2 separate regions of the Homo sapiens genome follow, and region 1 is linked to region 2. Evidence: read pairs that join two places in POLR2A ChIA-PET (ENCODE). Cell type or tissue: GM12878. All regions are shown on one strand. Links, peaks and the distances in the headings refer to the core of each region. The heading gives the core; the rest is flanking DNA. Region 1 has its middle 8.8 kb from the start of SERPINE3. Region 2 has its middle 3.5 kb from the start of INTS6-AS1.

What was found. Peaks named below come from ENCODE experiments on the same cell type or tissue, not always from the same donor. Only the 100,000 strongest peaks of a DNase experiment are listed, where the experiment ranks them.
Region 1: POLR2A ChIA-PET joins it to region 2 with 5 read pairs; 4 of 35 experiments call an interaction of 5 or more read pairs at or near these places.

The regions. Positions count from the first base shown.
Region 1 is chr13:51,329,394-51,332,301 of GRCh38, forward strand. No RefSeq gene overlaps it. Among named protein-coding and RNA genes, the nearest start is that of SERPINE3, 8.8 kb to the right of the region's middle. RefSeq lists an enhancer at 1,911-2,040. In GM12878, for the core only: no CTCF peak of the experiment used is centred there; DNase peaks (open chromatin) are centred at 1,484 and 2,318; H3K27ac peaks cover 469 bases.
Region 2 is chr13:51,455,409-51,458,316 of GRCh38, forward strand. No RefSeq gene overlaps it. Among named protein-coding and RNA genes, the nearest start is that of INTS6-AS1, 3.5 kb to the left of the region's middle. In GM12878, for the core only: no CTCF peak of the experiment used is centred there; no DNase peak of the experiment used is centred there.

The DNA.
Region 1 (2,908 bases), core at 141-2,640, 130 kb before region 2:
CTAGTCTGTGATATGCAAAGTGAATTTTTGTAAAGGATATCTCATCCTGCATTTTAACAGGCATAAATAAAAACCTGTTTGCTGTGCTTAAAACTGGTAAACAAGCTTTTCCACCAAAAACATTCCTTTGCTTATAAACATGTTTTTCTCAAAAGTAGTTAAAATTATAAACATGTTTACCCCATTCCCAATAAACATAAGGCTACCTCCTTCAAAAGTAATAAACAGCTCTACCCCAAAGTCATAAACATATTTTAGACTGTACAGAAAATTTATGGCATAAATTGGTAAGTTGTGATATAATTTGGAAACCACATATACAGCCAATGATGTAATGGCTTAGATAATTTTGGAGTACAACCAATATGGTAGATCCAACCACAAACCATTAAACTATGAGGCAAGTCCAGAGTTCCCAGGCTCTGCAGTTAACACAGAGACCCGCTGCCAGACTGTGTGAGTGTTGATGACCCCCTACATCTTCCCGGTGTGTCCTGAGCTGGCTGCAGTTCACCACATGCCACCCATAAGGGACTCTGCCCTGGGGAAGATGGAGACCAAGATCTCTGCCAGTGGAGACCACTGGATGCATCAACCGAGAGTGAGTGGCAGCCAAAGCCAAGGGGGAGATGGGCCAGTCCCTGACAGGTGGCACGTGCCTTCCCCACTCGGCCCCCTCTTGCTGGCTCACAGGTGCCCCTTAGCTTGTTGAAGGAAATAAATAACTGAACCCTGTTTAAACTAGGTGGTGTTTTTGTGTCTGATGGTTCCCACTCATTGACATTCTTTTTAAAATCCTTTTTATTTTTTATTTTTAGAGATGGGGTCTTGTTCTGTGGCAGACTGGAGTGCAGTGGCACAATCATAGCCCACTGCAGTAGCGAGCTCCTGGGCTCAGGTGATCCTCCCGCCTAGGCCTCCTGAGTAGTTGTAACTACAGGTGTGCATACCACTCCTTGGCATGCTAAATCCAGGCTCTAGCTTTGACTAAAGGTGTAATTCTTCAGAATAAAAAACCCATTTATACTACTATGTGCATTGCCAATCCCAACAAAGAGGTTCCGGGAAGTCCACTGTTCTTGAAATTTTCCATTTTTTATAAACAATCAGCTTTGGGCTCTGTTGGAGTGCAGCTGCTCCAAGGTGTGATGCAGTGGGCCCTGAAGGTGGGACATTTTGCCCAAGGTAAGAACCCTGGGAGAGCCCCTGACTTGTCCACCAAGACCTCCATCCCTCATACCCTTGTCTAAGAGGTGAGCAGGACCAACAGTCTTCATCACCCGAAAGGGCAATCCACCAGCCTCCCAGGGAGGCTTCACTGCCTCACTGCCTTCCGTCAGCAACCTAATTCTGACACCTTGCTTCCCAGTTGGCTTGCTGGGTTCAGAGCACTGGGCACCAAGTCTGTGTCTTGGTGTCATTGCTATTCACACAGACATTGTGTCCAGGTTCCTGCATCCAGAAACATTCCAGAACAGTGCCAGCCTTTGTGGTTTCTCTGTGCTGCCTCTCCCACAGCACTCACTTCCCTCCAACCAAACCACATCACCGTCACTCTTGTGACAAAAATAGAAATAACGAAGTTTAGAAATCTTGATCTCACAGCCTCCCACCTCCTCCCACCTCTGATCTCCTCTGGGGCATGTTCGCAGAATGTGTGCAATTCTGCCTCTGCTTTTTTAATTATCTTCCTTACCTTGTCCCTTAGGCCCTGCTGCACTGTTCCAGGAACAGCCTGGAAAATGGAGGTGCAGCTTCCCTGGTACCCCAAGGGCAGAGCACATTACACATCACAGTGCCAGGGGCCCACTTTCATTTGCAAAATGCTTTAAACCCAACTGTTGCTCTCTCCACCTCCTCCTTATCTTCTTATTTCCCTCCTTTGCTAACTAAAAAAAAAAAAAAAAAAAAAAAAGTGGTCATCTTGCTTTATCTTCAGCTTGAACTAGAATGGATTGTGTTGATGTATCAACATGGCATCCTGTTCCCAGGCTCTTTCCTGAAGTCTGCAGGGTCTGCCAGAGACCACGTGCCCCTTTCCCCCAGCCCTAATCTCTCCCTCAAGCAGAATTTGTTTAAAGCCACTATTGAAAGACTCACGGAATTCCCCCAGCCTTGCTGTCCTCACTCCCACTCATGAACTCCTGTGCAGCTTCATAGTGGCTCGTGATTTGTTTTCTGAGATTGTGGCCTCAATATGACCAGGAACAAATGTTTCTGATGTGTTTGACTCAGGCCATAGTGTGTGGGAAATGAAAAGGATATACAGGAATAACAGCCAATGCAGTGGCTGACCACAGCCCATGGCATCACCTGGGAGCTCCCTCTCTGGGCTTCAGAGCTTCAGGGCCACCTGGGCATGCTTGTGACCCGTCAGTTTCTCCACTGTGTAATAACTCCACCAGGCGGCTTGCCCACATGCTGCCCAGCGTGTCATCCAGTAGCCAGTGGAGTCCTGTACTTTGTGGGTTCACAGGAGGTCATGGAGTTTCTCAGAGCTGAGCCAAAGGGTCCTTATGAAACAGTTCAGGCTACTTCAGGGATGGCAAATGTGTTTCTTCTCACACACCAACTTTGACTTATTGGAAGTGGCTCCAGGTGCTACTGAGAAGAACTGCAGGTCATGGCCAAGCTCACTGGGAAGGACTGTTGTAACAAATCAGGGATGCCCTCACTCCTTGGAGAAGAAGGAAAGACACATGCCCTGTGCCTACAGCCCCTGGGATGGTTTTTCCTACTAACTATGCTTGCCAATTCCTGAAGAGCGAGGCTGGCTTAGCGAGGACCAGCCTCACCTGTCTGTCTTGTTATCCAGCCTAGGTGCTAGGGAGAAAAATAGGGGATAACCCCAACTCTCCTTTTTTTTTCTTCACTTTTAAAATCTAACTCTATAAAAGGGGTCAAAGTG
Region 2 (2,908 bases), core at 122-2,621:
TGTTTGAAAGAAATCAAACTAGACTACTGAAGATTAACATGCGTTCACAATGACCTTACCTATTATTACAGTTATTCGAAATCATTTTTCAGTGGAGCCATTGTCACAGGATCCTTGGAGTGTCACTTTTCCAGCTGGAAAAATGGCACCTCTGCCCGAATTTTGGTCGGGCTCATTCTGCCCACCAGTCCCAGCAGGCTGCACTCTGCTCATACTACGGCCTGGATCCCACACCTGCCAAGTGCAAGCCAGGTGCGGAGCAGCGAGGGGTGTGTGAGCGAGCAAGCATGGGGTCCGGCCACTGTATACAGCCCGGCATGCCAGCTGCAGGAGGGCGGGCAGCTCTAGGGGCTGGCCCCTTGCAAGGCTGTGGCTGGTCCAGGTGTACTGCAAGCAGCTTCCACAGCTGGCACCAGGGAATGCAGTGGCACCTGGAAGCTTGGAGATGCCAGGAGCTGCAGAGCCCCAAAGAGGTTGTCACAGGGAGCTCCTAGGTCTAGGCTTCCTAAAGGGCCACAGCTCTTCTCTCCTCTCTTCCCCCTTCTCTTTCCTTTCTTCTTCTCTTCTTCTCTCTTCTCTTGTTGTGTTGCCCACAACATGGCAAGCAAGGGGCATATTTCAGCCCGTTTGTGTTACAGCTCTTTCAGCCATGCCATTTGGCAGGTCCCGAGTTATTGTCCCACATCCAGGAAGAATGAGGTATGTGGACAAGTGGAGGGTGAGCAAGGCAAAGAGGTGCTTTGTTGAGTGACAGAACAGCTCAGAGGAGACCTGAGGGCAATGAGTAGCTTCTTTCTGCAGGCAGGTCATCCCAATAAGTGTCCAGCTCTCAGCAGAGAGGAGACCCACAATGGGTAGTTCCTCTCAGCAGGCAGGTGGTCCTGTCATCTGCTCAGCTCTCCACAGAGGAGACCCACAGTGTCCATAGACCCACAGTGGGTAGCTCCTGTCTGCAAGCAGGTCATCTCATTGTCTGCCCAAGTCTGGTTCACTCCAGGGTTTTTATGGGCTTCTGAGAGGAAGAAGTGTGTGCTGATTGGTCCATGGCGCAGCCATGGGCAGGCCTGGAGAAAGCACCATAAGTTCTCACTCCGTTGCATGGAACTGGCAGCCTGACCCCTGGCGTTACCGGGGACCCACCCCTTTCCGCCCAGGAGCCTGTGTGGATCCTGCTGCCATTAACCTGCCATCCACAGTGCCCATGGCGCCCAGGTTGTTCATGCTAAGTGGTACCTACAGGCCTTCACTGAGATGTCCTTATTCCCGCCTCGGCCTGCCTCCCTCCTGTGCTCATCAGCACCCAAAGTCCAGAGGGGACTGAGGCAGCATGGGGCTTGCGTGTCAATGCTGCCCCAAGCACGTGCACACCTGGTCGGGTCGTGACAGCACCCAGGCTTAGTCACAACTTTGCTCTGAAATCAGAGCGGGTGCTGGGAGCGGGGAGAGGCCAGGCAGTGGGAGCAGGCACTTCCAAGCCTGCGGGAGCAGGGAGCTTCCTGGTCCCCTGAGAGTGGGTCTTCTCTCTGTGGAGAGCTGAGAAGATGACGGGATGACTTGCCTGCTGAGAGGAACTACCCACTGTGGGTCTCCTCTCTGCTAAGAGCTGGACACTTATTGGGATGACTTGCCTGCAGAAAGAAGCTACCCATTGCCCTCAGGTCTCCTCTGAGCTGTTCTGTCGCTCAGCAAAGCACCTCTTTGCCTTGCTTACCCTCCACTTGTCCGGAGATGAATGGGTCCACAACCATGACTGGGTGGCTGCAGCTGCACTCAGGAGGGCAGGACTCCCACTCTTCCAACTTGGAAGCGGGCAGGGCTTCTGCCTGTTCCCAGCTCTTGCTGGCTCCATAGAGCACCGCCGCGGCTGTAGCCGTGCCTCCCCGATTATAGCCAGCGTCAGGGCAGCAGCCACTTCAGACGGGCTGCTGCCATCATCACCATCATGGCTCGCTCTTCCCTGACTCGATGGTGTTAGCAGGTTGTCATACTAGGGTCATAAGTGAAAGTATGTAGTAGAGATAGGGTTAGATGCAAAGGTAAGGAAAACCAAGTCCAGTGAGCCAGCCATAATCAGAACCTATGCTTATGATGATGACTTCTGAGATCAGAGATTACATGTCCAGTTCAGAAGTCCAGACATAGTGGAAGGTGAGGCGATGAGGCAGACCAGGAAAGAAATGAGGACATACATAGGCGGTAGTCAGAAACTAGGAAGCATTGACAAGCAGTCCCTAGACAAAGTTGTGAAATAAGCCAAGTTTATTATTAGTGACTCTGGTTGACAGTTTAGCTATTGGTGGATGATAGCCTAAAGCAGTGGTTATTAGCCAAGAAATGCACATCGGCATCTCCCATAAGGCTTAAAAAAATAATGTGCCAAGTGCCCATCCCCAGAGGAAAGGAATTCAGTAGATTTGAGATAGGCCTTGGTCATTTCATTTTTTTTTTAAAGTTCTTCAGGTGAATCTTATACATAATTCTGATTAGGAACCACATGCTTAATGTATAAGAATAATGTATGTACCTGGCATCTAGTAGTACTCAGTAAATAACTTAAAAAATTCACAAAACTTTAGAGTTAACTGCATTTTTAAGTAGAACTCCTAAAATAAATCTGCACACTAGAGGAAAAAAAAAAAACCCTGGGTGATCACCAATATATTTAACAATGGATTTGTATCATATGCATATTTATGAATTCAACTATGTTTTGCAAAAAAGAAAAAGAGAAAACCAAATACTGCTGGAGATTCCCGCTCTTCCCTTAGTGAGCTTAGGCCCTGGAGTGAGCAAAAGATGAAAAACATGAATCTCTTCTTCACTCAACTTCTATCTGTGATTCTAGAAAGATTCTGGTTATATTCAGCCTTATTTTTCTAAAATGTGGCCCCCAAATGCAAGACAAGTA